Regions from separate parts of the Mus musculus genome. Here regions 1, 2, 3 and 4 are each linked to region 5. A link is a loop called in an ENCODE intact Hi-C map of the cell type or tissue named here. Cell type or tissue: left cerebral cortex. All regions are shown on one strand. Region 1 has its middle 45 kb from the start of Gm41020. Region 2 overlaps Cmya5 (cardiomyopathy associated 5). Region 3 holds the start of Homer1 (homer scaffolding protein 1). Region 4 has its middle 5.4 kb from the start of Gm41019. Region 5 holds the start of Cmya5 (cardiomyopathy associated 5).

The links. Hi-C counts contacts between places; a loop is a spot of excess contacts. Peaks named below come from ENCODE experiments on the same cell type or tissue, not always from the same donor. Only the 100,000 strongest peaks of a DNase experiment are listed, where the experiment ranks them.
Region 1: it touches region 5 in a loop (2.0-fold over the local background); 7 of 42 quality-filtered maps call a loop at or near these places.
Region 2: it touches region 5 in a loop (2.1-fold over the local background); 4 of 42 quality-filtered maps call a loop at or near these places.
Region 3: it touches region 5 in a loop (8-fold over the local background); 3 of 42 quality-filtered maps call a loop at or near these places.
Region 4: it touches region 5 in a loop (2.1-fold over the local background); 4 of 42 quality-filtered maps call a loop at or near these places.

The regions. Positions count from the first base shown.
Region 1 is chr13:93,241,018-93,246,017 of GRCm38, reverse strand. No RefSeq gene overlaps it. Among named protein-coding and RNA genes, the nearest start is that of Gm41020, 45 kb to the right of the region's middle. In left cerebral cortex, a CTCF peak has its summit at 2,633 (motif pointing right); DNase peaks (open chromatin) are centred at 2,659 and 4,663.
Region 2 is chr13:93,067,394-93,072,393 of GRCm38, reverse strand. It overlaps Cmya5 (cardiomyopathy associated 5), which reads left to right. Exons shown (of 13, transcript NM_023821.3): 7 at 2,966-3,115. It overlaps Gm31745 (a long non-coding RNA gene), which reads right to left. Exons shown (of 4, transcript XR_382755.4): 4 at 2,870-3,702. Among named protein-coding and RNA genes, the nearest start is that of Gm4814, 3.4 kb to the left of the region's middle. In left cerebral cortex, a CTCF peak has its summit at 2,688; DNase peaks (open chromatin) are centred at 2,753 and 3,820.
Region 3 is chr13:93,301,817-93,306,816 of GRCm38, reverse strand. It overlaps Homer1 (homer scaffolding protein 1), which reads right to left and starts at 3,060. Exons shown (of 10, transcript NM_147176.4): 1 at 1,515-3,060. The coding sequence starts at 1,519. In left cerebral cortex, CTCF peaks have their summits at 2,936 and 3,438; DNase peaks (open chromatin) are centred at 1,647, 1,973, 2,405, 3,180 and 2 more places; H3K4me3 peaks cover 4,098 bases; H3K27ac peaks cover 3,898 bases.
Region 4 is chr13:92,997,959-93,002,958 of GRCm38, reverse strand. No RefSeq gene overlaps it. Among named protein-coding and RNA genes, the nearest start is that of Gm41019, 5.4 kb to the left of the region's middle. In left cerebral cortex, a CTCF peak has its summit at 3,092; DNase peaks (open chromatin) are centred at 405, 1,470, 2,134 and 2,906; H3K27ac peaks cover 4,569 bases.
Region 5 is chr13:93,142,214-93,147,213 of GRCm38, reverse strand. Cmya5 (cardiomyopathy associated 5) reads left to right here and starts at 2,490. Exons shown (of 13, transcript NM_023821.3): 1 at 2,490-2,856. The coding sequence starts at 2,708. Tent2 (terminal nucleotidyltransferase 2) reads left to right here. Exons shown (of 15, transcript NM_133905.3): 15 at 1-1,359. In left cerebral cortex, a CTCF peak has its summit at 2,395 (motif pointing right); DNase peaks (open chromatin) are centred at 2,518 and 3,128; H3K4me3 peaks cover 1,254 bases; H3K27ac peaks cover 2,030 bases.

The DNA.
Region 1 (5,000 bases), 99 kb before region 5:
CCAATTAGAGTGCTTTTGAATAAATGGTACTGGGGAAATTGGATACGGGTGCACAGAATGAAAGGAAGTGTTCTGTCTCACAGGTGCTACAAAGTTAACTCAAGATGGATTATCAGTTCAAAGCCAAAACTTGAAACAATGAAACTACCCAAGGTAAACAAAGCAGAACCACTTCAGAACACTGCAGAGGGACAAGACTCCCAAAGCTACTACGAAACAAAAGCAAAAGTATAAAGTGAAGCCCACCAACCCAAATCTCACAACACAAGAGATAATCAGAGACAACACGGTAGACAGAAATGCCTCCGGCTGCGTTCTTTATATTCTGGATGGGGTTGGTGTTCAGAATATAAAGGTAATGGCAAAAATAAATAGTGAATACCCACAAAACAACCCATTAAATGACAGACAATAGACTTAGTAGTGATCTCTCGGGGGAGCACATATATTTGATGAGTATGTATATGGAAAAGAACTCACCATCACTAGTACCTGGGGAGACACCACTTTAAGCCATAATGAGATGTTACCACTAGTAAGAATAGCTATTATCAAAAAGATAAAAAATAACAAGTTCCAGGAAGGATGTGAAAAAAGAACCATTCCACTTCTGGTAAACCTGTGTGTTAATATCGCCACTGTGGGAAAACTATAAAAGTTCCTCAAAAAATTACAAATAAAAGAAATACATAGGGGTCTGGAGAGGTAGCCCAGCAGTTAAGAGCACTTACTGTTTTTCCAGAGGACCTGGGTTCTGTTCCCAGCACCCACAAGACAGCCCACTATCATACATAACTCTCATTCCACCTTCTTCTAGCCTCTGTAAGCACCAGGTCCACATATGGTACATATACGTATATGCAGGAGAGTACACACACACACACACACACACACACACACACACACACACACACACACACAACTAAATAAGACATAGCAAATGCTCGAGCAATGCTCTAGCTGGACACGCATCTGACAGACGTGACTCAATACACTAAGGACACATCTGTGTAGTCTTTTTTACTGTACGGTCATCACAATGGCCAGGAAATGGAAACAACCAAAGTGTTTGTCAGCTGATGATATAGAAAATGTGGTTCTGTGGACTAGTCTCTGAAGAAAAGATCGAATCTTGTCATCGTCAATGAGGTTAGAGATCATTATGTGCAGTGAAATACAGCAAGCACACAAAGACTAATACTACATTACATCATTTTACCTATATGTGAATAAAAAAGGTTGACCACAGGCTGGGGAAATAGTTCAGTCTACCAAGAGCCCGACTTGGAAGTTGAGAACCTGAGCTTGATTCCCAGAACCCTGGTGAAAGCAGTGAAAGGTGGGGTTGGTGGCATGCCCCTGTAATCTGAGCCTTGGGTGGACTGAGACAGGTGAGTCCCTGAAGCTGAATGGCTGGCCATCTTAACTGCTTCCCCTTACTGAGAAACCTTGTCTCAAAAAAAAAAAAAAAAAAAAAAAAAAAAAAAAAAAAAAGAGGTAGAGAGCAACTAAAGAAAGCAATAACATCTGATGTTGACCTTAGCCATCTACACCCCTCTTCCCCCCACACACCATACACACATACCACACACACACACACCATACACACACACAAAATACACACACACATCACACACTACACACACACCATACACACACACATCACACACTACACACACACACATCACACACATACCATATACAGACCACACACACACATACCATACACACACACACTACACACACAACACACATCACATACACACCATACATACACACACACACATCACACACATACCATACATACACCACACACACACATACCATACACACATATACCACACACATCACACATCACACATCACATACCACACACACATACCACACTCACACCACACATACACCCACATACCTCACAGACTGACAAGAATGGAATGGTGATTGCTAGAGATGAGAGGGGAGAAGGGAGATGATGAAACTCGGTCAGTAGGTACCAAGGTATAACTAGAGTAAGAAGTACTGGTGTGCTGTTGTAGTAGGGTTACTGTAGAAAGAAAATATTGCTGCATACTTCAAAAAGGTATAAGAAATGATTTCTGAGTGTTTTACTATAAAATTGTAAATATTTGAGGAGTCATGTTTAAGTTGAGCTAAACATTTTACAATATATACATATATTGAAACATCACAGAGTTCCCCATAATGCATACAACGTGTATGGTTTCATGTACCAGTATGTACTTATATGGTTTTATATTTTATTAACAATAAATTTGCCTTAGAAAAGGAGAGTAAAGGGTGTATTGCAGTGGTAGAGCTCTGCCAAGAATATGCAAGGAAATGCGCCACATAGTACAAAACACCAGTTTGATCCCCAGTATCACACAAAAAAAGTATTTACAAAAAAGTTAATGCAAAATAATAACTGTATTACTAAAAAACACAATTATTCAAAACATACTTATGTGAAACAGAAACTTTTAGTTTAAACGTATTTTTAAGAACAACTATAACTTCAAAATATCTTTGGTTTTTATATTGTTTAATTTTAATTGTTAAATGTATTTATAGCTCAGGGAAATTTTTGAGTCAGTAACCACCATTCTAAAGCTTGCTTCTCTAATTGCAGTGCTAGAGGCCACCACAAGGGGGCATGCAAAACTGTTGTTTCCAGGAGTGCTTCTGAAGTCACTGAATCAGACTGTTGTCAGAGCTCAAATGACCCAAAGGTCATCAAACCCACACTTTTGAACATGAAACTGAAACTCAGAAAGAAACCTAGTTTGTCTGGTATCACATGGCTATCCATAAATAGGGACAGAGCAGGCACTGAACGTACAGCTCAGTGGTAGAATATAGGAGCTCTGGGCTCAGTATACACACACACACACACACACACACACACAATACCGCACTGTAAACAGAGATATCCTTGATGTCATTTGGTTTCTCTTGTCTAGCACCAATTCAGTTCCTCTTCAACAGCATCCCTTGGCAAACGTCTGCCATCTTTGATAAATATCTATCCTTCCAGCCCATAGAAGCCAAGAAACCTGGGGGAAGTTTCTTGAATGCCTTCCTGGAATAATAGATAATAAGTAACATTCTAGAGCCCAAAATAGCGTGTGCTCTTCCCACTGAATCAGTTTCAGCAAGGAAACCATCATTGTCACCATCGAATGCACACTCTGAGGGCACTGTAGCTTCTGTCTCTTTGCTTCAGGAGCTCCTTTCGATCACTGTTACTATTTGTCTATCTATGGTAGATAAGCAAACCCTGTGTGTATTGATGTTGAACAGTTTACTTTGACTCACTGTAGAAAGGATGGTCTAGGAGATGTGGAATATGCAATGTCTCATCAATTAAATTTTTTTTGTAGCTGGAACATTTAGAAATCTCACTAATCTTCAAATATACAATTTATTATGAACTGTAGCTACCATCATGTAGAACAGCTCTCCTACTTATTCCTTCTAACTGAAAAATCTATCTTGATTTACTAAATCTCCCCACTTAGGTTTTTACTCTAGGACTTGTCCATACACACAGCAAGACCCATGCATAGAATTGTTTTATAGCAGTGTTGTTCATAAAGAGACAACTGAACAGTTTAAGTGTTCACCATCAGTTGAGCGGGTACCTAAACGTGGTCTACTCACAGTGCTAAATACTATGGAGTAGCAAAGCTGAATGAATTATACTTTAGTGTATCAACGGTTGAAGAACTAACACCGTGAACAAGTTACACATAATCCCACATACATACACTGCAAGCCAGGCAGAACGGGGTAACAAATGCATAGTGGTACACATAAATAATTTTAAAAATTAGAAGTAAGGAATGATTAAACAAGTTTTAATGTCTTAGTTACCCAGAAAAGAAGGAAAGGGGCATCAAGCATAAAAGAAACGTTGAAGATACTGACAGTATTACTTTATAATTCTTAAGATGCATCGTAGAGACTTTTAAATTTTTAATTTTATGTTCTTGTTTTAATGCCACACACACTCCCATTGGACTACAAGAAAGCTACGAATGGCAGGCAAAAATTTAGAAGGTAGTGGAGCTGGAAAGAGGAGCGTCCTCTTGTGCCACCACCCCCCTTCAATATTTCCCATGTTTAGGCTTGCAAGCTTAATTCAGTTCTGAGGACAGATGGCAGGGGAGCGAGGCTTGGGGACCATCTTTGAATCAAACGAGAGTGTAACCTTTTGATTGTCAATGGTACTGGGCTGGCAGATATCTGAGCAGAGGCAGCAGAGCTGGGGGCTTTTCCAGAGAGTTTATATCAGAGCAGAGAAGGACCCGTTAAGGGTCTGAAAGCAAAGCAACTAGAAAGAGCAGAGTCGCTTTCCTTCACCCCTGATGGAGTCAAACTCATTTATTGAACCAGTTACATGCGGTTAGCCAGAAAAGCTTTGGCCGTGGTCCTTTTTGGAGTGCAAATTTGCAAAACTTCTTTATAACTGCCATGTCTATTTCATTCCTGGAATTATAGGAGAGAATGAAAAGCTCTGCTAAGATTCAGGCCCCAGGAGAGCTCCCATACAGCCTCGTCTCCCCCCCAGCTGAGCTCTCTCCTCCCTCCTTCCCTCCTACCTCAGTCCTTCCTTCCTCCTCCTTTCTCTTCCAATTAGAAGCTAGCAATTCTTTTCCTAAACCAATTGGATGATTCACTTGCTCATCTCCAAAGTATAACGCTGGCATTCGTTAAGCAGAGATTGCACACTGTATTACTGGAATAATACATGCATTGAAATGACACAAGACATCATGCTGGGGTACTGTTGAAGGGAGTAAGGGGCCTTGGCAGGGGTCTAAATACTTTTGGGTTTTAGGAGACTTTTGTTTTGTTTTTGTTTTTGTTGTTTTTTGTTTTTGCTTTGTTTTGTTTTGTTAAAAAGACTTCCTCATAAAATGAAGAACTGTTTGTTCCCCCAAGAGATGTGAAAGACATAAGATTGCAGATTTGAAATGCTGCTCTTATTGCCAGAAACA
Region 2 (5,000 bases), 75 kb after region 5:
ATTACTCAGTATATATCTGTAGCATGAAGTATGTCCATAGTTTTGACAACTATTACCACCATATATACCCAGAATTTCATCTTGCAACACTGACTCTCTCTGTCCATGAAAACACTAACCCCCTCGTCTTCCAGATCCCAGAAATTGCCCCTCCCCCTCCTTTTTCTCTGAGTTTGATGCTCTGAAGAAGCGGAACCAGATAGTGCCTTTCTGTAGCTGTTTTATTCCACTTAGCATATTTTCCTCCCATGTTCACTCATGTTTGTGACACATGTCACAAGTTTGGTGTTTAAGACTTACTATATGCCTACACCATGAGTAGTTTCATCCATCCATTCATCCATCCATCCATCCATCCATCCATGGATAGAACTTGGGTTGTTTTCACCTCTTGGCTATTGAGACTGAGGCTGCTTTCCTCCTGACCTGTGTTTGGTTTTGGAGAAAGCATCTCACTGTATAACCCAAGTTGGAGTCGGATTCATGGTCCTTCTGCTTCAGCCTCCTGGGTGCTGGAACTGTAGATGCATGCTTCTATGACTGTACGTTTTGTGGAGTTTTTGAAAGCGAGGTTGAGTGGAATATATATTTGGCCCCAGGTAATGGAATCTCAGCTGATTACTGTGTAGCTCCCTGAGTGTGAAAATGTTCTATGGGTGCATCCTGCCAGTCAGGGGGGCTCCACAGCTTCCTCTTCCTGCACCCGAGCTTCTGGCAAAGAAGCCCCAAGATTCCATTTGTATTTTTTGACATCACACTTATTTAAGTTTACCCCTGTAAAAGTTTAAGCAGAGTTGCTAACATATAAGATCTAGGTCCCAGCATTCTGCCAAATATGAATTATAAATGTAGCCATGATTATTAGATTATGTCTATGTGATGTTCTTATTCCCCTTTGGAGCATGTTTAAGAGTAACAGTATCTCCTGTTTGAAGAAAAGGATATTTTAACTTTAACTCTTTGGATGGGAAACAAAATCACTTCTAGCCTGCATGTTATGCTTAGTTCCCTGCAGCGGCTCTACCTTAAAGTTAGGTGGTAGGTGGGGGGTTGACAATCAGTTTTTAAGTTTGTGAAGTTGTGCTAGAGAGAAAGGATATAGAACGATGTTGCCATTTTTTGCAAGGTTAGCTCCAGTCCTGTGTATAATTTATACTGGGAAGATCATTCACATTATTCATGCTCCAGGAAGCTCTCCATGCTGCTTCAAAGACTAATAATAGTTGAAGTGCTTTGTTTGGCTGTTCTATAGACCTGGGCCACACAACAATCTGCTGGATCCTCTCTGTGGACGAACACCTTCAGAGCAGTAGCTCTCAATCTGTGGGTTGTGACCCCTTGGGGCTGTCAGATATCCTGCATATCAGACATTTACATTGCAGTTCATCACAGTAGCAACATTACAGTTATGAAATAGGAACGGAATAATTTCATGGTTGGGTGTCACCACAACAGGAACTGTATTAAAGGCTGTAGCATTGAGAACCACTCTTAGGTTCTCTGTTAGAAGATACAGCTGTCAGTCTTCAGGGAAAGGCGGAGGCAGGCAGGAGGCAGGCAGGTGTCTGCTCAGTGTGTCCTGTCTCTATGGCCTCTATGACCTGCCTGCCAGGTACTCAGACTCCAGTTCAGCCTTCACGATTAGGAGTTCTTTGCTCTCTTCTCTACTGTTTGTTCCTCCTGCCACGGCTGTCTTGCCACCCCAGATGCTGCTTCTAGCGGACACAGTTCAAACACTCGATCTACATTATCTTGCTTCGTTTAACAAGCCTAGGACATAACCCTGAGGCTATGTGATGCAGAGAGGGGGAGGGGTGCCTCTCGTTTAGAAGCCAGCTTCTGTTCTGGCCTATGAACTTCACCATTCTCCTCGTTTGCTCCCGTTTTTTATAACTGCATCACTCCTCACTTCTTTATCTTTATTGAATCATTTCAATTGGTCTTTTTATTCCATTTTTCAAATTCATTTATTTTGTTTTTCATTTTTGACCTTATTGATGAACTAACTTTTTTTTTCTTTTCCCTGAGTGTCAACTTATAAATTCGGCCTACATTATTCCTGTATGCTTATCTCTCATGAACTTGTTGGATGGGGAAGACACACACACACACACACACACAAACACACAAATTTTAAAAGCATGATGTCTTTTTAACTATGAGAATAATCTTTTTCTCTGATGTGTAAAATATGTGCAATGATCTTGTTTAATAAGTGCAGGAAGATAATTGCATTTTATGCAGCACTAGTGTTCAATACACATGATTATAAGTTTCAAGAATCTCCAGTAAAACACTTGAGGATATTGTTGTCTTTAAAATTCAGAACCATGGATTACATCAGGCATCTACAATTTACATGGCATTTAATCAAGAGGTCACTTCTACTCTTTTCTATTTTTACATCTAATTAAAACAATTGTAGGACTATTATGTTAAAAAAAAGATGGATTGCAGCTTTAAACATTCTAGTCTAATATTTACTATGTTTCCTTCACTTGAAGATCCTATATCTGAAAAAGATTCACTGTTTTTTATTGTTATAAACTGTGCCAATATAGAACAGTATATCATTTTCTTATCTAAAAAGCATATCCAAAGCCAAGTTATTGCATAGTCAATTAGTCAGTGTAAGTTTATTTCTCTAAGTATAAAACTACAGAGTAGTTATGCAGTGACCCCAGCTGGGGGCGCACTTTTGTTCATTTCTATTTGTGTTGCTTATGCTCTTACAGAAATGCAGGGGAAACAATGGAGGGACGCGCACGCTCCTCACACTCCACTCTAATAGTGGCTGTATCAAAGGAATGGAGTTAGGCTGCAGGTTGCAGTGGGGAACCTTCCTACTTTTATCCCATAGATTTCTGTATTGTTGGTTTTTTTTTTTTAACAACACATTGAACATGTTTTAAACACAACAGTCAGTAAAATAGCATTAGTCATAGTGAATTGTGTTTCCTTCCAGTTCCACAGCCTCCCAGACTAGAACCCCAGGAACCAAGCTCTGCTACCAGCACAACAATTGCAGTGTACTGGAGCGTGAACAAGGAGGATGTTGTGGACTCATTCCAGGTATACTGTGTAGAGGAGCCTCAGGATGATCAAGAAATAAATGGTAAGATTGCTGCAGAGCTACAGATGCTGGCATATATTTCTGCATCTTACTGTAAATTAAGGTCCTATACACGTGACAATTGTATATAAAAATATATAAATTAAATTGTATATAAATAAATATATACACATTAAGATATTATACTTCCACAAAGCATTTTTTAGCCACTTACAGGAATGATAACAAAATCCTTCAACAACCACATACTACTATGTTAGAGGAAAGGAACAATCTGGAAATTGGTATCAGGGGAGAGCATTCAGATATCACAATGGTCAACACGAGCATTGATACTGAGATTCAGATTAGACTTTGAGGGCTCAAAATAACAGGAGCAAGTAAGCGATGCTCATCTTCATGAAGGCAGTGTCATCCGAACGTTTCAGAGAGATGGAGGTTTAACTGTGCTGAAGTCTGAGAGACAGTGTGGTGTGCTCTGCTCCGTAGAGGGGAGGTGAGCTGTACATAGGCCAGTGTCCTCCACAGTAAGTTTCATGCACACACAACACTGAGTATCAGGTTTGTAGATTCAGAGTTCGCAATCCTCAAGGTGTGGGTCTAGGTATGGTATAGCCATCCAGTGGCACCTAGTAATGGGAGATAGACGTGACACTGCTTAGCGTGGAGAACAGATGGCAGACCTCCCAAGCTAAACTTTTGTGCAGATCTCTCTGCTCAGAACTTCTGATGAGGCCTAAGAGCAGGCAGCTTGAGGTTGTATATCCTGATGAGTCAATCAGTGCGGGGAGTGCTGGCATTCGGTGTTGCTTGTTGAAGACAGACCCACATGCTTGGGAAATTAGATGAGCATGTGGCAGTATCAACAACCCATTGCAAAACGCAGGAGCCCAGTTATAATGAGGAAAAATATGGTAGAATATCTCACTGTTGCTAAGACTTAACAATTATTTTTTAAAGTTGATTATTTTTTTTTCTTAAAGACAGGGTCTCATGTATCCAAGACTGTCCTGCAATTCACTTTGTAGCTAAGGATGACCTTGAGGTTGTGGTCTTCCCAGGCCTATTGGCTAAGTGCTAGGATTCAAGGAGTCACTATACACCTGGTTAACATGGTCATGGGGACCAAACCCATGGTTCCTCCATTCTAGGCAAACGTTCCACCAACTGACCCACAAAATCTAAATCTTTTGAAATGTAAAGTTAATTTAGACAAAAGTTTCTGTGGAGGTAACTGTGGGCACAGTATAAAGTTGGTTAAATCCATCTCTAGAGACAAAAATGACCTGTTACCATATAACAGTGACGATGTATTATGTGACTCTGACAAAAGACCATACGCCAGATATTTCCTGGGGAGTTACAACACACACATATATCTACTTGGCCCATATAGGGAGCCATGACAGACCAAATTATAGATAACATCAAAACCGAACTTGGGGAACCAATGAGTTTTATTGGGTGACTTACAGGAATATGAAGGGTTATTCACAGGAGCAGGCATGACACAAAAACAGCTACATCATCAAAGCCTATCCCAGTGTGGGTGACAGATCACAGAGCTGGAAACCTGGAGCACACTTAACAGTCTGCAGTCAGCTCAACAGGTTAGAGAAGCCTTTCCAGATGGCTCAGTTGGTCTGAACCTCTTCCAGAGAGTTCAGCTGGTCTCTTTCTTCTAGGTGTCTGGGGTTTTGTCAGAGTCATCTATGTAGTATGTCTTTTCTGAGAGTGACTCTAAGCAGTCTTTGATGTTTATTCTTAGGGGAAGGGGGAAGGGTTAAGGGGAAGAGGGAAGGGAAAGAGGGAAGGGAGGAAGGGCCTAGTGAATCTAATGAGTTTCAGGGACTTCCTGAAGCTATTTGAATTGTTTACTTTTTATTGTAAGGAGCTTCCCTTCAGGATGGACTGTTTTAATTGTGAA
Region 3 (5,000 bases), 160 kb before region 5:
TCTTTGATGATGCTACTCCAGTCTGAAGAATGAAGCATTCTTGGTGAAAAACTGCCACTTGATTTTGTGTGTAGGTGAGAGTGCACGTGACACTCCAACGTGGCTTTAAAAAACCACATTTTAAACTGTGAGGCTGCATATAACCAAGGGAAGGCATACTTCAAGTGTTACCAATATTAATTTTTTAGTATTTTCTCATTTAAAAATTGGTGCAACTGACCAGAACATTTTCTAACACCTTCATTTCCTAGCTTAAGTACTTATACAGATTAGAAGAAAAAAAATCAACTGCTGACCATTAAATGAGGGGAGAGAGAAAAAAAATCATTTTTACAGGTTGGAAAACTCTTATGCTCCTTTTTTTACCGACGAGGGCACTGCCCGTAAAGGTTAAGTAATTTGCTGAGGGTCACTATGCTACTAATAGCAGAACCAGAAATAGAATAAGGTATTTTAATTACATTCTTAGCACTTATTATTTAAGTATTAAAATAATTATCTACTCATAATTAATTCCTGAGGAAGAACTGCTATGACACGTGTCTACATTTTCAAAGTTGTATAAGCTAACAGACTTCAAATTTTAATTGTCAGGACAAAAAGCAACTATTCAAGAACTTTATAAAATGTGTGTTCCTAAGCTATCACAATGAAATTTCAAAATCCATCATTGCCAACCTTGTTCCTCAACTACTTATTTATCGGTGTTAGTTGGACCGCAGAGAAAGCACTGACAATCCACTAAAGAAATGAATAGATCACCACTCCATAACACATGTTCCCAGCTTAACTAAAGAACTCCTAGCATTTTATTAAGCTGTAGTCTTTAGAATGAAAAGTTTGGAAATGCACTCTAGACCGGCTTTTGGCTATGCTGAAGATGTAAATCTGACACCGCTGGCACCAGCTAAAGGTCTGAGGCAAACAGAAAAAGTGAACAAGTCCCTTCAACCAACAGCTTTGTCTCTCCAGCACCCACACCGTGGACATCGAAACACTGCGATTTTCGTTTAATGCCCAATAAACCAAGCTGTACATTTGGTTTCGGATGTTCAAGGATAAAACAGAGGGCACTGCCAGGGCACCAACTTACAAAGGGTCAGTTTCAAGGACTGGAGTCTAACTACTCATTACAATTCTCTCTTTGTAACAGCTGATTATTTCTACAAAGTACTGGAAGAATGCAGCTCTTCTCTTTGAACAACACCGTCAACCAAACCTAAGATGGCAAAATTTTAGTAACCTATATAGCAGTTTGATCAATTAAGAGGTACAGGGTAGACTAGTGCACTGTCTTTATATATATATAATTAATAAAACTATAACTGAGTTACAAACATTACACATTCTAATTAGGACCTCTGGTGTCGCTCTACAATAATGCAAATAAAATCTCTAATTTAAAGTAGTACCCGTTTTGCAAGGGATCGGATTTAAAAATATGGTCACCACCACCGTTCAACTCCACACAAGCATAAGCAGATTTAAAGCTGTGATAAGCACAAAATCCTTACCCCATTTTGCCCAATGAAAACTTGCTCTGAAGTTTCTGCTCTTATGCTACAGAAATAACTTCCAAGGAATTTTCTCCGTCTGTTATTTTGCAGTTGCTTTTCCACCCCCGAGATCTTTTCCGGAGGCAACTCAACAAGGCAGACAATTCAGTTAGTTCTTGTCGGTAAAATGATTTCACTCGCGCTGACACCAAAATGTTCAAACATTTGGAATTTGAAAAGGTTGCGCGGAGAATATAGCACTTAACTATTCCACAAAATTAAGCGTACGTGTAGAAAAAACGCAAAAGCCAGCTTCAGCAAGTCTGATAAAAAATGAGTTCGCTGGTCATTTCGCTCACGTCTTCCACGACACTCAGGCAGCCAGGTTACTCGGCCTTTTTGGGCTAAGGCGGTGGGTTCAAATTTCACCACACCAGGTCCCTGGGGGTGGAGCGTGCAACCCAACGCGACGTGCACTTGAATAAAAATCCTACAGGCAGCAATGCTACTGCCTCCCTTACGTTTAAAAAAAAAAATTATATAGAAGAAATCTCGAAGTGCAAACCCCAGCCGCTCCCGATGTGCACGGCACACCACATTGGAATCTGTCCTTTGAATGTTCGTCCTCCTAAGACTCGGAGCAGAGAGGAGGTGGAGAGCAGGCAGAGAAGGCTGGGAAGGATCGATTCGTTTTCCCGAGGAGCAGCAGCGGAGCCATTTCCAGGCTGGCAGCTAGCTGGGGGCGCAGCCGCCGGGGAGCAGCGCAGGGGCCCGAGCCCACCTCCTTTGGCTTCCCGGCCCCCGCCGAGCACAATGGAGCCCCGCTCGCGGCCGCCCCCTCTTCCCGCCTCTCCTCGCAGCACCCGCGGCCTCGGGCTCCCGACGGCGGAGAATGAATGAATCAGAGAACCCAACCCCGCGCGGTCCCCTGCACCCAGCCCCCAAGCTCCCGGCGGCCGCGCGCTGAGGCGAGAGGCTGGCGGCTCGTCCGAGGCACGGCAGCCGCGGCTCGTGCCCCCACCCCGGCTCGTCTCTCCCGCTCCGCGCCGCCTCACATTCCCGGGGCTGCCGCTGCCTCCTTACACTCCCCTCAGCGGCTGACTCCGTCGGCCCGGGCGGCCTGGCGCCCGTCGCTGCCTCTGACTCCACGGAGCGGGCTCCGAACCGAGCGCAGCCGAGGGCGCCGCTTCCCGGTCCGCGCCGCCGGCGTGAGACGAGCACGGCAGCGGAGCAGGAGAGGGGGCGGGGCGGGGCGGGGCGGGGCGGAGAGCGCGGCCCTCCCGGCTCGAGGGGCGGAGCGCTGCCGCCGCCGCAGGCCGGCGGAGGAGGTGGGGCGCGGCGGAGGCGGGGCCCGGGCTCGGACCGGGGCGCTGAGGAACAACACCGGAGGGGATGAGCTGGCCGGTCCGTCGGTCCGTCCCTTTTTCCTTCCCCTCCCCTAGCGGCCGGCGGCGGACGGGCAGTGCGCTCGGCTCCTGCGCTGGCTCTGGGCCGCCACGGCCTCGTCCGCTCCGCACGCCGGGTGCTCGCGCTGTGTCTCCATCCTCCCCGCAGAAGGACCTTTAAATAGCAACGTCAGCGCGCTCCTCTCCGCACATACGTCACCCTCCGCTCACGTCAGCTTGTGCGGGGGATGATGTCACGCGGCCGGAAGTACTGCTAAATTAGGGAAAGAGCTGGGGGAGGCGGGCTGAGCGAGCTGCTCCGGGCCCACCTGCTCCCGGTTCTCTCGCTTCTCCTTAAAGGCCAAGGCGCCGGAGACAGTCTGAGGAGAGCTCGGAGAAGGAAGCGGCGGGAGGAGGTTTCCTTGGCACAAATGTGCCATATGCGAATGAATCACTCATAGCAACAGTGCCGAAGTGTCGCCGGTAAAGTCCTGTCTCCCTCTCCCACTGGGTTTGCAGCAGCATCCCCGGGCTGTTCACATCCCAACCTGCAGGGAATCGTGGGAGGGAGAGTGATCACTGCTGGTAGACTCGGGGAAAACCACCGTTAATTTTAGGAATCCTAAATACCATTCTGAACATAGTCAACTTTTAAGCTTTCTCCCCTCCTAAAGGCGTGCGTTTTAACTTAAAAAAAAAAAAAAAAAAAAAAAAAAAGAGTAGAGTTAGGAGCAAACCTCTTGTTACAAAGGATAGTAATTAAAGCAGAATGAGATTTCCAAATGTTCTAAATGTTGCAGTTCGCTGCATAGCCATGGTTCTGCAAGGCATAATGAGTCAAATTCATTAAAGTAAACTTAGTTCCCTCAGATAATTACCCTTCTACAGCATCGCAAGTGCCAACGAATCACCTTAGGTCTGACTTACCAAGGATATGAATTACAGTCTGGAAACAAAGTCCTACTTTATTAACACAAACATACGTTTGGGTTCCTGATTATTTTGAATCTTGTAAGCACAATAGCTCTCGAGTATATTTTCATTTTTTTTAATGTGGCAAGGATGACTAGCCGTCTATAAATTTATAGCTGCATATGTGAAATTGTGTTTTTAAAGTCATGAAGTTTTAAAATGGCCCTGTGTTGTTAAGGGCCTTTTATTGGTTAGACTCACAGAATGAGTTTTGCTTTTATTCCATTTAACTTGACAATTGTGGTTCAGAAATAGAAGTGCTGCACCCTGCTAAAGGCCATTAGTACTTCAGTTACTCCAAAGAGTCAGTGACCACATTTTACAAACTAAACTCATTTGACATGAAACATGAAACTCACTTCATTCAAAACCTGAAGTGACCCGAGAAATCCAGGACATGATATTATTACAAAATCATTAAATTGTCCTTAGAAGAATAGTACATCAATGCCAATGCAGTTCAAAAGAAAGTCAGCTAAAATTCTATAGATCATGCCAGGAGTGGTGGGTTTTGTTTTGCCTTGTTTGATTAAGATCTTGAACACCTGGGCTCTCTTCCCTAATCCCTCCTAAGCAATGCAGTTACAAGAATGTCCCTTGCTTGCCTGCTATATGTGGTTTTTAATACATGTTTTTAATGTTAACACATGATTTTTTTAATTAAGGAACAACAATTTTGCTTTTTTTTTCCATTGACATTTTCTTGCTTGAGTTTGGCAAAGTGTTAGGGCTAATTTATAACTAATCAGACTGCCTGATCATTTACCTGAACATTATAAAGTTATGATCTTGCTTTAAATTTGAAATATTAAAAAGACTGAGAGGAGTTTTTTTTTTCCTTTTTTTTCCCACATGTGTGTATGCATGTGTGTGTGCATGTGCTGGAACATGTGTACACGATAGAATGGAAATCAGGTTTAACGTGAGGAGTCTTCCTTGATTGCTGTCCACCTTATTGATGGATGGAGGGAGGGTCTCTCTCTCTCTCTCTCTCTCAACCAAACTCATCTTATCAGGAGGGCTAATCCAACTGACCAGCTTACTCTGGGCATCCAGTCTCTGGCTTCCTAGTACAGGAGATAGAGGTGGATGGCCACCCCACTCAGGGCTCACATCCAGTCTCTGCCTTCCCAGTGCAGGAGCTACA
Region 4 (5,000 bases), 140 kb after region 5:
TTATTACAAGTGACTGTGACCGAGGCTCCTTTCTTGGCCTGCCTCAGGTCCCTGCCACAGCCGTCACAATCTGATCTCTTTTGATCCTGTTGTAAGTCTAGGTAGCTGAAGCTTCCTGAAACAGTGAAATCTTTGTCTTAAAGTGGCTCCATTTCAATGCCATTCCTTTCTACCCTGGGACAAGTCCATCAATCACTCATAGATGTTTTGCAAGCAAAGGGCAAATGCATTTCTCAGAGGACCAGCCTCCACCCCAGTATCCCAAGCCAAGAGCAGGTCAGGAAAGGGCTTGGGGTCTAGCCAGCCCCCTTTTCCAACGCGGCCATCTGGGAAGTGAATGTGCTTGCCTTCTGTTCCCACTTGGGGGTGGACACACCACAAGATGCTGTGTCTCCTGCTTCTGGAACATGTGGGTTTCCTGCCAACCTACTGTCCTGTGAGGAGGAGGAGGAGGGAGGTTTTATAATTGAGGACTCTTTACTTGGAGCATCTAGCTGATTTATTTGCTTCAGTGTCTAAGATCCAGTAACCCTCCCCCCCAGCAACTGTGAAAGCTAAGAACTGAATTAGTATAGTGTGTGTGGACCAGTCCTTTATTTTGTAGCTACTTCTTGAGTAGTGGCCTCTACTATTGTCTCACAGAAGGGCTTAGCATGGACAAGGGAGGACTGGGGAATAGACTTGGCCGTGCCAGCATAATTCATCCACTTGGGATTAACTTCTGGCCATACCACTTTCCACCAGTGACTCTGTGAGTGAGTCTTGGTCGCTTGGTTTGAAAATACAATGCATTTCACAGAGTTGTTAGAATTAGAGCCAGCAAGATGGCTCTTATTGGTTAGAGGTGTTTGCTGCTTAAGACTGCTAACCTGAGTTCAATCCCCAAACACATGTAAAGATGGGAGAAGAAAATCAACTCTACAAACTTATCCTTTGACCTCTACACTCACACTGTGGTATGCATATGCCTCCCCCCACAATAACAACAGTAGCAACAATAATTATAAGTTAAATAAAGTTTATTTTACATTTTGTAGGTTGAACTTAGGGCTGTGTGCATGCTCTAGTTTATTGTACATCTAAGTGATATAAAATAAAGCTTAAAAAAATCTAAGGTGTTAGACAATATGATAAAAATCAAGTAGATTCTTGGTATTAGCTGCTATGATTTGTGTCAAATTAAGAGACAACAGTGGAGGGGTGTGGAGACATGGCCAGGGAGGTTTTGACCGACCAAGGTTGACTTCACAACCACGCAGACCACTGTGTTTTCAGGAATGTTGTCCAATGGGTTGGATCACTCTAAGGAGCCATGGGCCACGAATCTCAGTTTCCTAAGAGCAAAGTTACTGCAAAGCAGGCAGTTCACCCAGGGGTGATGCACAGCTCACACGCCACCCACATCATTCTGCATTTTCAAGGGGGAGTTCTGAGTTGATTAAAGGTGCGTTCAGCATTCCTTCACGGAGAGATCTACAGGGCTTTGAAGGCCTCCTCCACCTCCTTTTCCCCTCTCCTCTCTCTCTCTTAGGACAGAGCACTTGTGTTTCTCTTCAGTGTCTCAACAGTGTCTTAGAGGACAACCTGCTCTAAGATAAATACACAAATGGAGAGGATAACTAAGTCTGGCAGTGTTTGAAACAAGGCTCTGGCCCATGACTCTCCCTCCATCCCTGACAGGCCCCTCATTTGTGGCCTGCGCAGAATCCACAGGCAGAAATCAGTAACAAACAGCCCTGGCACTGAACAGAGATGTGCATCCAAGCATGTTTATGAGCCGCAGGGAAATTTTCCCTGATAGAGCCTCAAGGGCTGGCCTATGGGTTGGTACAGCTGTCTAATAAAAGACCATCTTTGTAATCAGCGCTCAGTGGAAACGTACCATCTCATTTATAGAAACAGTGAAGCCACCTGCTATTTAAAGGGCCCTCCTCCTCTTCTTCCTCACCCCAGGGCTAAGTTTTCCAGCATACTCCCTCAGCCAGCTGTGTCTTGTCAAAATCCCGGTCAGTGCCCTGGGAAATATGATTCTGACCAACTACCCCATGAGCTATCGCTCTGCTTTTTATACTCTGCCTGGAGTCCAGGAGTAACGGTCTCATACACAAAAAATAGCTTCCATGAAAATGGTCAGCTAGGCAGGAACAAGATGTGCCTGGCGGACTAGGGGGTAATCAGGTCCCCTTCAGAATCACTGCTCGGTGATTCACTCCATGCTGTTCCCACACAGCTCCGGCTGAGTCAGGTTCTGACAGCTGAGAAGGCGGGAAGGGAGAGAGGAAGGGAAGAAAATGTCGCTGTAGAGGCAGGAGCCCAGCAGCTCAGAGTGGAAGGAGAGCTTTGGAAGATGCACAAAGCAGTAAAGAAACTGGGTATAGTGAACCCCAAACTCAAGCCAGCTTGGGGAACGAGTGCTGGTCAAGAACTCTCCGGTTAACTGTGAAAGGAGCCGCAGCCTCCCTGTTTTAACCTCTGAGTTATAAAAAGCTTTCTGCAAGCCATTAGCTCACCTTTTAAAAAGCCATCTCTACTGCTAATGGGGAAGATGGGACCTCTTGGTATCTTCAAGGGCAGCAACTGGAACATGAACCCTAGTTGGACCCTGGAGGGAAATCTCACTTGGCTATCATGCCCAGTCCCTCTCTGCTTGTCTTAAAAGCACAGTGCTGATCCAAGCTCGTTTCTCCTCGACTCATCTGCACCATGGGTCCTGGTTCATGTTTTATGAGCCTTTGTTAATGTTTAAGTGTGCCACACACTCCTATTTATCCTTCAAGTCTCAACGGGAAGCCCCGTCTACCGTCTCCCGTCTCCCGTCTCTGTGAAAGCGCCCTACCTCCTTCCTCACACCCACCTCCCCTCCTCCCTAGCTTCGCTATGTTTAAGGGATCTGTTGTCATGGCCTGCAGCAAGCAGATGGTCCAGGGAAGGCTTCCTTTATGAGTCTGCTTGTTAAGCTGAGCTCTAAAGCTTTTCCCTGTGACAAGATTCAACCCCAATTACTTGCAGATTCTTGAAAGCAAGAAAACAAGCCCTGCTTCACTGTCATACCCACCCCCGGCCACAACAAGGAAGAGAAGGAAGGCGACATAGATAAAAGGAATGTTTAATTTAGGCATGCTAATTTAATTGAGAAGGCTTAGTTTGTATCTGTTTCCCTTTGGCCTGTGGAGAAAGGGGCTTTCTGCAAGTTTGTTTGTTTGAAAATCACTCATAAACATATTTTATTCCATAGATAATACATTCCCTACATGTGCTATAGGGGAAAAGGAAGCTGTTACGATTTATGAAAGAAAACTTGTCAATAGCTAATAGATACCATGCCAGTCTTGTGGAAGTTGGACTCATGGATAAGGTCAAAACCAACCAAGAGATCAATGGTGTAGTCCACTCAATGTTAACCTGGTCTCTAGTTCGTTGGTTATGACACAAAGTTATCAACACCACTTTTACTTGGCCATGACCCACTTCTCGGGCCTATTGCTCTATGTCTGTGGGCTAGGGGACAGCTGCCTGGCCACTGGCCCTGGGAGCATTAGAAAATGGGCGGCCCAGGAAGGAGCCAGTGGGCTGTTATCTGAGGGATATCTGCTCCATCTGGCCTGAGCTTAGTGGAAATTTCCTAAGCCTTCCTCTTCTCCAGGCCTCCCACCAGTGTCTGCTGATCCAGTGGCCCCTCGTGTCCACCTGCCCGTGATATCAAGTCTAATTTAAGTGAAAGCCTACATGTTCCTTTGAAACACATAAGGCAACAGGTCTCTTTCCAACATGCAGGGATACCCGCTAGAAGGCTTGTTGTGTAGGAGAAACACTTTGTTTTTCAGGATTCCTTGCGTAGTGAGTGTGTCAGTCCTGGGTACCAACTGTGTTTACCAGCTGTGTGTGCAGACTTTCACCGCAGGCCCACCACAGGCAGCGTTGGCACATTTCCTTAGCATGCTCCCTCTGAAGTCCCAGGAGGCGAGACCTGTTCTTATTTCTTCTGTACACTCAGGATCCAGTGTAGAACCCAACGAAGGCTACCTTCTCCACAGGTGCTTTCCAGATCAATACCATGATTCTATTTCCAGGCTTCAGTTATGACAAGATAAAGCCTGGCTCACGGCCCCTTCGCTCCTACATAGGGATGAGCTCGTCAGATCTCCCCATGGTCCCAATAACTCATCTGTCACTCAACTTTGACCAAGTCAGAGCTTCTGCCCCAAAGCCACATCAGCTTCATTTAATTCACTTCCTCCTTGGTCCTTCATGTCTGTCTCCCCTTTTCCCCCATTTGCTTCCTCTCCTTGTTAAGGCAGATGATTAGCTTGTTTTGCTCAATCTCCGGGACACAGTTCTTTCAGTGATAAAACCAGAATGAACTGCTCATTCGATCGATGCCCTCTTCTTATCCAGAAATATTTGATGAACCATGGCATGAGCTTTGCATGCAGCCAGACCTTGGACAGACCTCGGGAGCAAGCTTCAACTTAGCATTCCTACATCTAATGATGAATGTGCAGTGGGCAAGCCACTTGTGGAGATCTGGGAAAGGTGTGCACCTCAACTGGAAGATGAGAGGGAGAAGAAGAGGGAGGGAGAAGGCAGAGGTAGGGGAACTGTGAGGGAAGAGAAGAGAAGAGAAGAGAAGAGAAGAGAAGAGAAGAGAAGAGAAGAGAAGAGAAGAGAAGAGAAGAGAGGAGAGGAGGGGAGGGGAGGGGAGGGGAGGGGAGGGGAGAGGAGGGGGAGAGGGGAGGGAAATAGAAGAGAGGGGAGGGAAGAGGAGAAGAGAGGAGGGGAGAAGAGAGGGGAGGGAAGGGAAGAGGAGAAGAGACGAGGGGGAAGGGAGAGGAGAGAGAAGAGAGGAGGGGAGAAGAGGGGGGAAGGGGAGGGGAGAGGAGAGGGGAGGGGAGGGGAGGGGGAGGGGAGGGAAATAGAAGAGAGGGGAGGGAAGAGGAGAGGAGAGGAGGGGAGAAGAGAGGGGAGGGAAGGGAAAAGGAGAAGAGACGAGGGGGAAGGGA
Region 5 (5,000 bases):
GCAGCAGTCTAGCTCAGTTCTAGTCAAGTAAAGATTCAAGTCAGCTATTCAGTTACTTGAAGCAAATGAAATCTTTGATTCAGTGCGATCACTGTGGCGTCTTGAAATACTGGACAGTTGCCTTCAGTCTTCACTCGACTCCCTGGGACACTGTCTGAGGGGTGGCTGTACTGTTTATAGCACTTCACAACTGACTTTGATAGACTCTGGAGGTTGCTTTAGATTTTGTGTTGAAACAATACATTTTGCACTGTTGTAACAGGAACACTAACAACAGTTAGTGACTTGTTTATGGACTATTTGAAAGTCTCTGACTTAAATATTTTGGAAAAAATGGAGTTTCTTCTGCTTTCTGATAGCACAGTGAACCTGTGCACTGTGGCTTCGCCTGTTTTCCTGGTTTTATTTTCCTCATGATAGGAAACAGCAGAAAACGGAAACATCAACGTTGAGATTATATCCTACTTGTAGAATCAGATTTCCGTGGATTATAATCTAAACTGGAATTTTTAGGCAGTAAGCCACTACAAAGTGTTTTAGATAAGACAATAAAGTTATAAATAAAAGTTTAATGTTTATACAAAAATCTTTTTTAGTATTTCTCTTCCACATGAAAGTAGTAGTTCAGATGCAAGCTAAGCTGTTTAATAAGATTGTTTTTAGTTTATGTAAATACTTGTAAATTGGTCAGTACCTGTATTGTACATTTAAATATAAAAAGTAATCTTGAAGGCAGTTTTAACTTTTTCAAAGATTGCAAACTTCTTGTAGGCCTACAGTGGTACAATTTGTACCACTAAACTATTTTTTGCAGACCAATTAAAAAACTAAAACTTTCACTTTGTTTGACTTACAAAGGGTGCATATTTTCTTTTTTCTTTTTAAGTTTAAATTTTTGTATGCTGTCAAATGGAATAAAGTTTATATCTGGACATTGTTGAGGTGTTATTTTTCTGTGCAGTTGTTTTTGTGATATTAAGGCTGTAATTATCTTAACTGATCGGAACCTAATCGTGCTTGATTATTGAATGCGAAGAGTGTCTGGGACGAAGCTCATCTGGAGCCTGTGAACCACATTACTTCTGTGTTATAATTAGGATTAGAGCTTTCTCTATGGGTCAGTTTTTTAGAATACTGATCTGTAGTACTTTTGATGCAGTTTAAAAAAATTTACATATGATTTTTTTTCTTGGAAACATTTCTAAGATTTATCCCACATTGTGCAGCGCTTTCTCAGAGTGTATTGAGTATAACAGTTCAGTGTGACCTCAGGTAATGTTTGTCAATCATAGTCCCTTGGGGACGGGTGTTCTACTCTGCAGCACTATGGCATTTAATAAAGCCTCAGACTTTGCCGTAGTGTGGACTCTTGCATTGCCACCATGTTGTTTTCAGTGGTTCCACTCTCCTAGTCAGACTATTTGTTGTAACAAATAGACAAAAGGCTTAAGAAATCTGCATACTGGAATCCATGAGCCAGCACTTAAGATCATATACTCAGGGCAGTCCAGCTGTATCAGCTAAAGGTGTTTGGTTTTTTACAATTTCTTTTCAGTGCTAGGGATTAAACACAGCCGGTGTCTGCTACGCAAGTGCTCCACCCATTGAGCATTTCCCCAGCTGGAGACTTAAAATCTTTTCAATTTCAAGTGAATACTACATTTTTTGTTTGGATGTGCTGTTAAAATATTGTTAGTATTAGACGTGTGGACTCTAAATAATTCTAAATTTTGAGTTAGTTTGAAATAGGGTCTTGGCAAAATCAGTGGTAAAAGAGGATGCCTATCTATACCTCTCTGTCCTCAGACCCGATGTACAGCACACAAGCTGATGTAACTGGAGAATAATACCCTTAGTTTCCATCTCATTTAACAATTGTAAGAATCTGCGATGATTAAAATAAAGGTTTGGAGATCTAGCCGTCTTTCTAACCGTTGTACTAAACAGGTCTAGGCCTTTTCAGAAACATTATCTTACAAACAGAAACAATCATATTCAAAAGACTGCTTTGAGTTCCTGGAGAGGAGCAGGAGTTCAAACATGGAGATTTCAGAGAAAGGTGGTGATCTTGAATAAGTGAACAGGTGGGCCTCTCAGGCAGAAAGAATTCACTTGATACTGTGTAAATACCTGATTTCTAAAAGTGGATTAGTCAGGATTTGATCTCTATGAGGATCTTGGGCTTTCGTCCTAGAGCAGTGGTTGACAGGTTAAGCACTGGCTTTACTTGATCCAATGAGATCTTAGTCCCCTAGGGCGCTAGTTTGTTTCCATTGTCACAGTAAGAGCAGTGGGGCCTTAAGCTAGCTACAAACCATAACGTTATCTTCTCTGGATGCTGCCTCATTTGGCACGAAGCACCCGCAGCTCAGCTAGAAGTGTAAGAACCACCAGGCCACTAGATGGAAGGCTGGGCTGGTGGGTCCTTTTGACGCTCAACACTGCTTTCTGCCCTGGCCACAAAGGCCGCTGAAGATCTGCCAAAACGGGCGGGGAAGTTGGCAGGGACTGGAACCAGAGGAAGCTGAGCCAGGGCCGCAGAAGCTCCGTGGCGAAACTTTCTTGACGCCTTCTATTTAAAGGCTTGGGGCGACCCCGCCCCGCGCGCCGGGAACCCAAGCAGCCCCGCGGGCCCTGGCAAAGTGCAGTCAGACGGAGAACACCGGGCGAGGCGTGGGCAGCTCCGACTCCGGCCAGGACAGGCGCGATGGAGAGCGGCGACAGCGGACTCGCAGCCCAGGGCTTCCTAGGATGGGGTGCAGACGAGGAGGTGGCCCAGGAGCTGGAGACGGAGGAGGAGTCGGAGGGCGAGGGGGAGGAGACGGCGGCCGAGTCGGAGGAGGAGCCCGACGCCAGGTAGCCTGAGCGGGAACCGCCCGGACCTAACAAAGCTGTCCACTCCACAGGTGTCCCGCCGGGCCAGTGGCCACCCCCCCCCCCCCAACCTTTTCCTTTCCCTTTCCAACCTCAGAAGTTCATTTCCCCGGAGCCAAGCACACTGTCTGGGACGCGCCGCCTTCTTTAAAAACTTGAAGGTGCAAGGTGCTTGCTGTCAGCAGGAGTGACAGGTCCGCCTGCAGCAAAGTTCACAGTCGGCCCCCACCCCCTCCCCCACCCCCGCCTCCCAGCTCCTTGTGACTTGCTCGTTTATTCTTGGAGACTTACTTGGGGTTCTGCCTAACCGCAAAACTGTGCTGGAATACTTGCCTCTGGCTCCCCGCCCTGGATCAATCTTGCCTGCCTGAGCTTGGGGAAGGGTCTGGAGTCAGAAGGCTCTGTCCATTACCTTCAAAGGTATGGCAGCCTCCTAGAGTTCTAGCGCTGGGCTAGTTTGCTGTATGGAAGCTATTTTGGTGCAAACATCCCATACACTCCTTAGAGGGAAGAATCATGAAGGCCAGGTGTGGCTGGCCTGCCCTTGTGATTCCAATAATAGAAAGGCAGAAGCAGGAAGACTGATTTCCAGGCCAGCTGGGCTCTCCTGGGTGATGTTTTAGCAACGTCTGTCCTAAAAGTCGTTCTGGTCCTAAATATCTATCAATAAGGCGAATGAGATTAAGTAATACTATATACATACATACGTGTGTGTGTGTGTGTGTGTGTGTGTGTGTGTGTGCACGCATTAAGGCTTTCTACTTTGTCTCTACTTTGTCCCTTTTCATCCAGCCCTAAAATGACAATAGTAGTATGGATGTTTTGTTTAATCGTAAGCATGTCATCAATGGTATCTCTTCCTGGGTGGTCCTATCAAAAGGCTTTGGGGGTGGCAAGTGATGGTTTATCATTTCAGAATGCCCAACCAAGACCAGAATTGTTCAAGTTGGAGTAGCCCAAGAGTGGCATTGAAGGCTGGGGAGATGGCTCCGCTGGTAAGGTGCTTGCCTTGTGAGCTCAAGGACTGGAGCTTAATCCCCAGTTCCTATGGTCAATACCTGCAGTACTGGCGGAAAGCCCAGCACTGTGGCTTGTGCTTGTTATCTCTGTTAGGGAGATGGAGACAGAATCCCTGAGGCTCACTGTGCTGTCAGTGAGTTCCAGGCTGGTGGTGATGGCTTTTTCTTTTTAAGGTAAACTGTACATGAGGGATTGGTCTCCACATGCGTATACATGTAGTCCCGTGTACATGTATAGGGTACCGCCAATTGCAGAAAACCATCAGCTGGAAATCTTGAAGCAACTACCAAGAAGGAAACACACTCTACCCTCAAAAACTTTGCAGGAAACGATAGAAATTATGAGTATTATGACTATATGCTGAGGAGGACTTTATGCTATATAAACACTGTACTGTGGAAGGTCAGAATGAGGGCAGAAGGTCTAGAATCAGCGAGCACTGGCTCCAGACTGGATATCAGAGGATGGGCAGGAGATGCACGAAGGAAGGGCAGAGGGGAAGGTGCCCATGGGAAATGGGAGAGGGAGGAGGAGGAGGACCAGCAACCCAGGCATGCAGAGAAGAGGTTCTCACAGTGACATGTGGGACACCCATATCCCTGCTCAGCCACTATTTCCCAGAATAACGAGCTCATCTACACTACAACTGGGTCACCTGACAGTTTCAAGCACCACTTCTGAGTTGTCCCTTGCCAAACAAAAGCTAAGACCTTCTAGTGAGGATTTATCTGTGGTAATCTCAGCCTGTTCTGACCATAGGCAGAAAAGTAACCACGGCAAGGAAACGTGTCAGAATAAGCTGAGGGGAAATGGTAGGAGGTGATGGAGACCTGTTTGAGCTAGAGGGTGAGTGACTCAATAGGACTTGAGGGCACTGACAACAGGCAGATAGCAAAGTTGGATGTCAGAAGAGAGTCTATGAAGAGGCAGCACAAAGACAGCATGGACCATGGTGGGGTGCTAGGAAGGCAGTGGTAGCTCTAATTAGATGTAGCTCTCACTCCTCAGTGCGATCAGGAATCAAACCACTTCATTGTGTGTGAGATTATAAACACAGCCCAAAGTTCCATGTTCCTCTGCGAAGGGGAGTAAGAATTTGGAACAGG